Regions from separate parts of the Homo sapiens genome. Here region 2 is linked to region 1. The links are chromatin contacts, found by Hi-C in ENCODE. All regions are on one chromosome and are shown on one strand. Each heading gives the region's core, a stretch centred on a gene start or an enhancer-like site at or near the end of the contact. The rest is flanking DNA. Distances are from core to core; before and after follow the strand shown.

Evidence for each region. A loop is a pair of places that touch in the nucleus more often than their neighbours do. Pooled maps may share reads with other maps.
Region 2: a loop to region 1 is called in a pooled map, with 4 times the contacts of the local background. The contact joins the promoter of ATP1B1 here to the promoter of RCSD1 in region 1. A Hi-C loop is called at or near these places in 2 of 37 single-sample maps with no recorded cell type and 4 of 50 pooled maps.

The regions. Positions count from the first base shown.
Region 1 is chr1:167,627,629-167,632,993 of GRCh38, reverse strand. RCSD1 (RCSD domain containing 1) reads right to left here and starts at 2,762. Exons shown (of 7, transcript NM_052862.4): 1 at 2,565-2,762. The coding sequence starts at 2,570. RefSeq lists enhancers at 1,976-2,045, 4,564-4,613, 4,624-4,793, 4,874-4,933 and silencers at 2,586-2,805, 2,826-2,905.
Region 2 is chr1:169,103,875-169,109,239 of GRCh38, reverse strand. It overlaps ATP1B1 (ATPase Na+/K+ transporting subunit beta 1), which reads right to left and starts at 2,550. Exons shown (of 6, transcript NM_001677.4): 1 at 2,314-2,550. The coding sequence starts at 2,410. LOC101928596 (a long non-coding RNA gene) reads right to left here and starts at 5,116. Exons shown (of 2, transcript NR_135799.1): 1 at 4,747-5,116; 2 at 4,333-4,530. RefSeq lists enhancers at 1,841-2,413, 2,414-2,986, 2,775-3,069, 3,560-4,133 and a silencer at 2,583-3,502.

The sequences.
Region 1 (5,365 bases), core at 1,513-4,012:
TGTCCCAAAACTGAGTTTCACCTCTCAAAAGAGGGTTTTACTCTGAGATTTTCAGAAACCCCCAAATCCAACTCCTGCATATCATGCTTCACCATGAAAAGTTTACTTCCTGGCTAAGAATGGTCACTTCCCTGGCCCCTAGATTTCCTCTTTACTTTCTTCACTAGCAGTTGCATGTTGTTTTTTTGTTTGTTTGTTTCATTTTTGTTGTTTTTTGTTTTCCAGGCATTTGGACAAAGAAACTTCAAAAGCAGCCACTGTCCAACCAGCAAATTGATGGACTAGGCTTAGTGACCTACTGGATGTGAGACGCAGGGTGATTTGTCAGGCTTCTGGCTGGCTGAGCTATTCCCTCCCTGCGTCCCTCCCAAACCCTAGCACGGGAGTGATTTTGGTATCTTGGTGGAATCCTGCATAAGTTACTACACATCTCAATAAGGGAGGGCCTTCTCTTTTACTGCAATCCCCTCCACCCCCCAAGCCACACAGGAAGTTGCTCAGCTGATAGTTTCAGGGCCTCTGCCATACACTATTCCTTCCTCATCTGAGGGGGGAGAAACTGCCTCTGTGGAAGGAGACCCTCCTTGTTTTCCTAGAACAAAGTTGACACTTGCATTTGGCCCTCCAGCAGCAACCTGCTTGAAGTCTAAGAGTTGCTTTTCTCTTATCTCCAATCCTTTTCTTCAAGAGGTTAGACAGGCCATACATCATAGTGAATCTGCAGCCTGGGGCCTAAGGCAGTTTGTACACTTCCAGAAGAGGGAAGCCACTTCTAAAACAATTTCTTAAGGAGACTTCACCCAACCCAAGAAGCTGGGTGTTGCCTGGGCCATTTCCCTCCTCTGCCCTGAAGCAGTGGCCAGCTCAGAGAGAACCCTGTTGTTTTGTGTTTGTGTGATCTTTGGGTGGATGTGTGCACACCACCTGCTGAGCTTCGCTGTGTGCGTGCCTCACCGCCAGCCCTAATCTGCCAGAGCTTCCTGGCCTTGCAAATGTTTCTGTGGAGGGTCCATATTAGACTCCAGTGGTTCTTGCAGTCTATAAAGTCTCCTTGAAGGTGATTCCCTGTTCCTTGAAGACAACTGGCTGGGCTGGATGCCTGAATATAGCTCCCTGACTTCTCTAAAGGACAAACTTATTGCCCCTTTAGAGAAGTCATGAAGCTTTGCCGGCAAGCACAGAGTCTAGCTTAGAAAACACAACCAGGGCCAGGAGTGGTGTGGCTCATGCCTGCAAATCCAGCACTTTGGGAGGCCAAGGCTTAGAGGATCACTTGAGCCCAGGAGTTCAAGACCAGCATGGGTAATATAGTGAGAACTTGTCTCTACAAAAAATTTTAAAACTAGCCAGGCATGGTGGTACACACTGGTAGTCCCAGCCACTTGGGAGGCTGAGGTGGGAGGATCCTTTGAGCCTGGGAGGCAGAGGTTGCAGTGAGCTGAGATTGTGCCACTGCACTCCAGCCTGGGTAACAGAATGAGACCCTGTCTCAAAAGAAAAAAATAAAAAGACCACCAGGGCCCAGGCACAGAGCCTGGAGCGGGGAAGAGATAGCGGAGTTAACTGTGAATCCTGATTGCACTGACCACAGTCTAGTGAGCAACACATGTTTCCTTTTGAATATGAGTGGGAATCACCTTTAAAACTATATAACATTTGCATCTTCTCAAAAGCCCCAGGTCCTACTAAGATTGACTTAGGGCTACATATCAGGTCTCATTTTCAAGGAGGAAACACAGGGAAGCCTCAAGATGTGCAGAAGAGAGGGATGTGGGGAATACACCCAACCACTCCTCTGCTGAGGTTGGAACAGAACAAGGAAAGTCCCCGGACCTCCTCTCAGCAGGCAGAGAAGTGCGGGGCCTCCCTCTGGCAAAGCCTGCAGATGTGGCCAGCATACCTCCATACACACAGCTTCAGAGGCAAGGGTGTCCAAGGGAGTCTTAAGTTTTATCAGAAATAATGTCATTCGACTGACCAGTAAGGGGAGCTTTCAGAAAGTTATGGAAGAAGATGCGACAGACACAGGAAGGACTTCAGAAGCAAGAAGACAACTGGACTCTCTAAAATGCCACTCCGAAAGCGAAAAGGGAAGCCCACAGACCCACGAAGACGTGCTGGCCTCGTGTTGCCAGTTCTGTTTCTCTTTCAATACCCATCTCTTCAGATTGAAGGGCTTCTGCCTTCTTGCAGTTTTTGCTGACACGTTTACCCATTTACAAACCTTGGCTGCACCTAACTTTTTTTTTTTTTTTTTTTTTTTTTTTTTTTTAGCATTTAAGTTCCTAGCCAAAATACCCGGGCCTCTAGGAAAGCCCTTTTCTCTCCCTCTGAGATCTTTCCTTACCAACCCCAGCCTCCCAACCCGGGTGTCCTAGGTGGGACCAGGGACGATCCTTCGGAGTTGGTCAAGGAGGCGTCGGAACAGCAGGCATTTGCCCTTCTAGTTGGCAGCAGCGATGAGCCGCGTGCTCCATGCTCAGGGCAGGGGCAGCCGCCCGGGGAAGGGGCGCCCGATACACCGCTCACCGCTCAGCCCCGCGTCTCCCTCCGGGGTCCTTTACCTCCATGTCCTTCAGGTGCCGACTCTGCGGCAGACGCACCCGCTCGCCCGGGCCGGAGCTCACGATCCCCGCTGTCCCCTCCGCTCCCGGCCGTGGCCAGTTTCGGGCTGCGGCGGGCACAGGGCGAGTGGGCGGTGGCGCGCGCCCGGCTGCGCTCGGCTGCGGGACTGCCCCGGCCGCGGGGGCCCTGCGCGAGAGAACGAGGAAGGAGGAGGAGGGAGGGAGGGAGGAAGGGGAGGGGAGGGGAGGGTGGGGAGCGGGGAGGGAGGCCGACGATCAGGGTTTAAATTTAGACGCAAATCTAAACAGATACTGTCCCTCCCAGGGCAGGACTCAAGAGCGGGAGCCACGACTCCATGTGCCCAAACATGGGGATGGGCAGCCACCGGGCCCCTCTGTCTCGCGAAGTTTCTCAGGACCCTGGGCTTTGCCACGGTCTCAGTCCTTCTCAACGTCTCCCTCCCTTAATGCGCCTTCTTTCTTTTTCCTGTCCCTTCAAGAATTAGAGTGGTCCTTTAATTCTTTTTGTTTCCTCTCTTTTCGATTTCCTTCTTTTGTGTCCATCCTTCCTGCTTTCCTTCTTCCTCTCCCTCTTTTTAAAATTGCATTACTGTCATACCTGGTTTCCCTGCAGTTCTTGGGTGGAGTTCGAGGACCCTCCCTGGTGGAAGGCGTTTGTGTTCTACCAAAAGAGGAGCCCTTCTGACCGAGGCTTCAGAGCTCAGCGTGGCGCCGACGGGACCACCTTTCCCTTCTCACCTCTTTTCCTCTCCACCTTCCAGGAAACCACTATCTATCCATCTATCCATCTATCTTCTGTATACGAGTAGAAGGAGGAGGAGGAGGAGGAAAATCAGGAATCCACGCAAAGTTTTCCAAGCTCCCTGAAGTGGTAAATCTTTTCTTCAAACCTTGCTTTGACTGATGCATTCGGTTTTGTGGGAATTTTGGCTCCCACAAGCTGCTTGCTAAAGGGCCTCGTCTCCATTCCTGTTAAATATAGCAAAGGGCAAGATGCTCAACATCTGATTCCCATAGGGCCCAGCATAGCAACCTTCCTTTAGGGCCATCCCGGCTGGGCAGCAGAGACCGCATGGGAGGGATTCGGGGACTGGAATCTGCACCAGGGTCACTCCCTGCTACCCGGATCCCGGCCCCCTTCAGACCCTTCGGCAGAGAGAAACAGGAAAATGCCTTGAGAGACCTGTGAGTGCCAGGGTATTGGCTGGGTATATGACGCCTCTGGGTTATCCCACAGCATTCTCACCCGCCCAACCCCAGCTCAACCAGGGGAGGGGAGCCCCATCAGAGGTGGGCAATGGGACAGGTGATGGTGAGCACTGTGAAGAGACATGTGGAGAAACAGTAGAGAAAAAAGGCTGAGAGTCTGCTCCTGCTACAAAGACTACCCTGATTCTGGTTATCCCGGCACCATCTTTGCACTTTCAGGCACTTAGATTGCTGCTTTGGGTACCAGTCTTAGAAATATGGCCTCCTTCCTGTCCTAGAACTTTCTAAGGCCCAACTTTCTAAAACACTGGCAGCCCTAATGCCAGAGTGGCTTCTAGTTCTTTAGCTTAGCTAAGCATAGAGGAAGACGCCTGGTTTTAGGAACAGACAGATTGAGGGCTGAATTCCAGCTCTGCTACTTTCTAGTTGTATTTTTTAGACAAGTCACTTAACTGCTCTGATTCTCATTTTCCTCACCTATACAATGTAGTAGGCACTCTGCAAAAAGTGGCTGTTTTTATCATGCTTAGCCCCATGTACAAGCTTCAGATGAATAAGAGCCTGATATTTCTTTTATTTAGAGACAGGCACTCGGGGACCCAGTGAAAAGAGCCCTCACTCCCAGGAATTAATAGTGAGGCCCCTCCCAGTCCAGCCACATGGCTGCTCAGGTGAAGACTCGAGAGCAGAGTCGGCAGTAAGGAAGGGTATTTACTGGTAACCTGCAAGGCACACTTTTGCTCGTGCTTCTTTCCTTTCTTTTTAAAGGTGCAGGACGTAGTGATGACTGCATAGTCTACTATCAGGTCTTCTAACTCTGCTCCACAGGGCCTTTTCCTTTCTCCCTCTACCTAGTCCTCCTTTGTGCTCAGAATGGGGCTGCCCCAGCACAGGTTTCTGGCTTCACAAACAGGAGGGCGGAAGTGCTTACCCAGAGGAAACCGTTAGGCCTAGATAACATCAGTCACCCAAGGTGACTTGCAGCTGCTCCCCACGCCCTGCTTAGGCCTCTCTTGGCTGAGAACAGATGACCACAAAGCAAACAAGCTTGGCCTCCACCATGCTCCTGGGTCCCCAGTGCAGAGTTTAATGCTGCTCCAGAGCTATTTGGGCCCCAGACTGGGACTTCTCCTGAGGGAGGGGGTGGAAAACGGGGAGGGAGGGACCAAGAGGTAGCCCCGAGCTGTGTTTAGGCAGCCATGAGTAGGTGTGGTGTGTGTACTCCCCTTATCTTCTTCTTCTGTCCCTACAGAAGATCTCCAGGAGCCAGAATAGCAGTAACTCTGCTGATAAACACCCAGGTTTGCTGGGTTATCTGGGATTGTAACTGGCTGCTCTGGGGGCTGGGAGGAAACAACAGCCCAAGGGGAAGGGAAAGTGACTTTCCGAGGAGTTGGTTCCCCTCTCTCTCTGGAGGTCTGGCTGGCTAACACGGAACCACTTCCTTCAGTCTACCCTGGGCCTTCCCCTTCATATATCCTGATAGCCAGAACCAGCCACGCAATAAGTAGAGGTCATCAGGTAACTAACAATAAAAACACCAGGCTGGGCTCATGCCTGTAATCCCAGAA
Region 2 (5,365 bases), core at 1,301-3,800, 1.5 Mb before region 1:
ACAAATGAACAAACAAACAGTGTGTACCCTTCAAAAGGTCACAGGCAGGCATCCAGGCCTAGCTGTAAATATAAAACCTACCAATGTCTGTATTAACCTAATAAAAAGGCAGAAGGCACAAAGTGATTTGCATGCTGTGATTTCTCCAGCAGGTGACAGGCGAGTCTCCTGCGTCCATCTTGGTGAAAATCTACCTATAAGCAAAATCGAGCCAAGGGCATCCTGCCCTCGCCCCAAGGGCATCCATGTTGGGCCCAGTGCTGGAAAAGGGGCATTTTCTCCGTAGGAGACGGTAATTGCTGCCGCCTTTTCTACCTAAGAGAGGCTCTGACAGTTTTTACACTGCCAGAAAGGGGCAGACATATTAGCACAAAACAAAAAGGGGATTTTTAGCCCAGCACCTGTACCGTGGAACATGGAAGGGAAGAGGAGGCAAGTACAGCAGTCCTGGGTCTACATTCACAAATCAGCATACTGATAGCTTGCTGGATAGGATATCAAGACATAAAAATTGACACACACGGTCTCTCTTTCTCTCTCTCATGGAGGTGCTGCCCATTAAATGTCGGCTTAAAAATGAGTCAGTCCATACTGCCTTACCCTCTAAAGCAAGTATTATTCTGAGAAGCATGAAACTGGAATGAGCAAAGATGCATATTATACTAAGGGGAAAAAGACAAGAAGGCAAATTTCACAATGTGCCTAGAGTCAATGCAGCCCCTGCCCCTGTGACGCAGCAGGGTCAGACCACCAGAGAAGGAAGCCCCAGCTAACCTGGGGAGAAGGGTGCCCATACCGCAGTGCACCTTCCAGGCCTCCCTCAAGTTACAAGGAGTTGCCAGGGAGCTGTTCATTCTACACACACCCCACAGTTCTTCAGGTTTTCCTTTCCACAGTAAAACACAGGAAACTACCTTTATGCCTGAGACACTATGACAATAATCTCAATGAAGAAGTCTCCCCAAAATAAAATATAAAACAAAAGCTAAAAGCCATTAAAGAACTACATTTTCCATGGCTCAGGGATACCTATGCTTCCCAGTAACACCTTGGAAAGACGCTTCACCTTGACTAACCTTGAAGTGTGATGCATTATTAACCCTTTAATTTTCAATCAAGAGAGACTCACAGGCTGCATTTTTTTTTCTTTACAAAAATTCATATATTCCAGCTTCTTCCATTTCAAAATGTCAGCTAAGCACTATTTCCCTGACTCATTCTCCTGCCGATTCCCACAGATCCTCCCAAGCAGGAACACCAATCGGCCTCTGTTCAGGACTCCCTGAATGACTGCAGTGGTGGTGCCAGTGGTGTTGGTGGTGATGGTCATGATGATGATGATGATGATGATGATGTTGGAGGAGGAGGGGGCAGTGATGCAGCAGGGGGAGTTCCCTCCCTCCTTCCCTCACGCAGTCACGACTCATAGATTCGCCTACAACTCTGCCCTTCAAAATGACCTTTTTTTTAAAAAAAAAAAAGTCACCTTTCCGGAGAGGCTGAAAACAAGAAATCTAATTTTCGATGGAAAAAAGTCTATCCAACCAAGCAACAGGCTGCACAAAATATTTTAAGATCAGCTGCTCTGCGTTTATATTCCCTTCACCATAATCAACCCAACCTACTGACTGATCCACAACTGTCTGTGTAGACCTTGAAAACAACCAGACTTTGCCAGGTTTCGGGCCAAAGCTAAGAATCGGAGTCCTGAAATGGAGCTTATTGAACCATTTCTGGGTGGTGATGACTCCAGGGGAGGTCATGGAGGGAAATCCTTAGCCATCGCTGTGAAATACTACAGTGTGGATGGATTCCTCTCCACCCTTCTCTTTCCTCTCTTTTGAGATACGTATTTAGACTAGAAGAAAGATGCTGTAACACACAACCTCGTCTGCATTAGATCCCATCACCTCACGAGGTTCTCTCAAGACCCCAGATCTCATTTTTTTTTTAAGGACTCAGGACACGGGAGAGACAAATGTAGTCTCGCAGAGCCTGACTATTCCCAGGAGTAAAAGGCTCAACCGATGCACGGTAGGAAAGACTGCAAATTACCAAGCCAAGATCGCTACGATATGCATAACCTTCCGCCTGTCGTGTTCCAGCCCCGACCCTGCGCCCCACTCTGGGGACACCGCATTCCGCACAGGACTGCAAGCCCAGGCCGGCGCGACCCAGCAGCGTCCACCACCCTCGCCCCCGCCACCCCGGCCAGCGCGGTGGGTGCGGAACCGGCCGCGGACCCTGCGCAGGGGATGCGCCGCCCGGGAAAGATCAGACGCGGCGGCCGGGAGCTGCGGACCCCGTACTTACACCAACTGCCACCGGTCCTGCCCAGAAACTCCTTCTTCTCTGAGTTCCAGATGAATTTCTTCCAGCTGCCCTCCTCCTTGGCTTTCCCGCGGGCCATGGCGATGGCGGGTCAGCAGCTGCCGCGGTCCGGAGGGTGGGTGGCTGCGGCGCGCGCCCTGGCGTCCTCTGCGCCGCTCGGCTTCTCCGGCCTGGCTCTCTGCAGGCAGGACGCGCCGCTGCCGCTGCGGCTCTCGGAGTGCGAGACGCGCGGCGGAGGAGCCAAGGCAGGAGCAGGAGGAGGGGGAGGCGGCGGCGGCGGCGGCGGCGGGGCGGGGGCGGAGGGAGGGACGGCGCAGGCTGCGCGGCTCCGAGCCCCGCACCTATTGGTGGGCGCGCAGCCGCTCGCGGGCTTTCTTTGGTCCGCCGAGCGCTCCTCTAGCCCTTGGGGGGTCGGGGGCTCCGCGAACCCGTAGCTGCCGCTCCCGCTGCCACTGGGGACGTGTGCTGGGCCCCCGCCTCCCCTGACCTCTGCAGAGACAGGCCCGGGGTAGGAGAGTCAGAGAGGGAAGGACGGACAAGCGGACTGCGGGGCGCCACCGGCACTCCCGCCAGGAGCCGAGGAATTGGCTGCGCCCGCCCTACCTTTACTATATACCGCGCCCCGGCGGCCGTGCGCCCCGCCCTCTAGCGGCCCGGTGGCCAATCGCCGGCGCCAGGGGCAGGGACTCGGCCCGAGAGGGCGGGTTCGGGGCCGGCACAAAGGAGCCGCCGGGGCTAGAGGGGCCGCTTGGATCGCTGGGCGCGGGGCGTTGGGCGCGGGGCGAGGAGGAGGCGGGGGCGGCGGTGAGGGACGCGCAGGCAGCGCCGCGCAGCCCCCTCCCAGCTCCCGGCTGGGCGTGAACCGCCCCTTCCGTGGCTGGGGGATCCGCACCTGGGTCGCCCGGAGCCTCGAGGACCCCAGCCCGGCAGTCCTGGCCCAGCCTCCACGCCTCTGCCTGCCCGCCCGCGCTTTCGGCCTCCCTGGGCTGTGGGTCCACCCCTCCTGGGCGCTGGCGGGGTGGGGGAAGGTCACTCCGGGACGCCGGACTGGCGAGGACTCTGCCCAGCTCCGCCCCGCCTCCCGCTCCTGCACCTGCCGCCCCCTCGCACTCCCCGCCACTGCGGTTGCAGTTCCGGCCCTTCCCTCTTCTTTGCAGGCCAGCCCAGCCGGCAGCCCCGGTTCCTGACTGCCCGGCTGTGCCCCTTGTGGGCGGCCTGAACCACCTCGAGCAGGACAATTGCCAAACCCACCCAGGGCGGTAGCCCGCAGTGAGTTGTCCCGTAGAAACCAATTGAGACTCAGGCCAGTCTAGACCCCAGGCAACAATATCTGCACGTGACCCAGCCACCGAGGACTTTCTTGGTGCCCGGTCGGCGGCGGGTATTCTCATTGGCATGCTTTTATGCCCCCTTGGGGGTATCGATCCCTTTGTTCTGCTGTAAAATTCTTGGAGCCAAAGGACCTTTGGGAAAACCTAGCGCATAGGGCAAGATGTTGCAGACCTGGGGCATAGAGTACCCCTTCCCACTCTTTGTCCGCTGTTGCTGGAAAGCCAAACTCTTGGTTTCATCCCTCTCCTATGAGCCCCCAAGCAGCTTTATACATCCCTCTGAGGACAGTGACACAGCAGAAAACACCGGGATGCTTCTGCTTCCACTGCAGAGAAGCCCTATCCCCAGGGGCCATCATGGCCCATCTTGACGTCCCAGCCCCATATCAGAGAATTCCCCAATACCAGGATGCTTGTCCTTATCCTGGCCACCCTTCTGTCCCCAAGGTCAACCTCGCTGGCATAAAGACAAGCCCGAACTGATTAAGAATGAGCATTTTTCTAATCCTTCTCCAAGCTCGCCTGCAGGACCTGTGCAAACCTAAACATTCCTGAAATTCGGGGGAGAAGCGACCACCTATCCACCAAGCCCCAGTGGGGGAGGCTGCAGGGCTCTGTCAAGGGCATCCGAGAGAGAGAACAGCTTATTGAGAAAGGAAGCCACCTCTCGTTTAGCACCTGTAATGTTTATGTTGGAAAAACCCCAGCTTGGTAGTATGAGAGCTGCAGGAAGATGCTGCACTTGCGGGTATGATGACCCTGGTCCCCTTCAGGCAGAAGTTACCTTATCGAGTAGTTTTCCAGCAGGACAGGTTGCTGGGAAGGGTATGTGTTGTTGAGTGTCCATTACTGTAACAGGAGGGAAAACCTGTAGGCAGAATCAGCAAAAAGAGATGAGTGGGGAAAGGGTAGCATGGGAAGGGATGAGGCGGTTCTGGGAGTTGGTGGTGCCCTTACTTGTGCCCACTCCGTTCCTGTACCTTGATTCCCAACCCCCCTTCCAAAAGAAGCATATGGTAAGACAAAATATATAAAGAGAGTCTCCAGTGACAGATTTTCTTTTTTCCTAAAACAAGTGTCCTACCTTAGCTCTTCAGAGGTGTAGCAAACACCCAGTAGACTGATGCTTGGTCTCTAGTCTTTGATTTACTGTCTTCCACTGGGGAATATCTTCCCCTCTCAAATTTTAGGTCCCTAGCTCTACTCATCCCCCCTTCCCTGCATGGAAACTCTTCACAGGTTCAGATGAAGTCCTGAGGGTCACGTCTGCACAGCCAATGCAGCAGCTCATCCTAAGCCAGCCTCCTCCAGCCTTCCTGAAAACCTCCAGGTTTCCACCCAGTCCTGGGATTGCTGCTGGAAAACATGATCTCAGCCCTATAGGAACCAGATTTATCTCAGTAGCTCATCTCAGACTCCACTTGCCCCGCCACTCTAGACCATCTGGAATTGTACCACTCATCTAACCACTTCATCACACAGAACAAGCTGGTAAAGACCTACATTCACCTTCCCAGCTTCAGAACATGCATGCTAGCTGGGTGACCTTGGGCAAGTCACTTGTTCTCTCCAGGGCTGTTCCCTCAGTCATAAAATTGAAGTGATACATTATTGCAAGGATAAAAGGAGCGATATGGGAAAGTGTTAAGCACAGTGCCTGAGGCATGGCAAGAGCTAAGTAGCTAGCTTAATTATAATCAGCT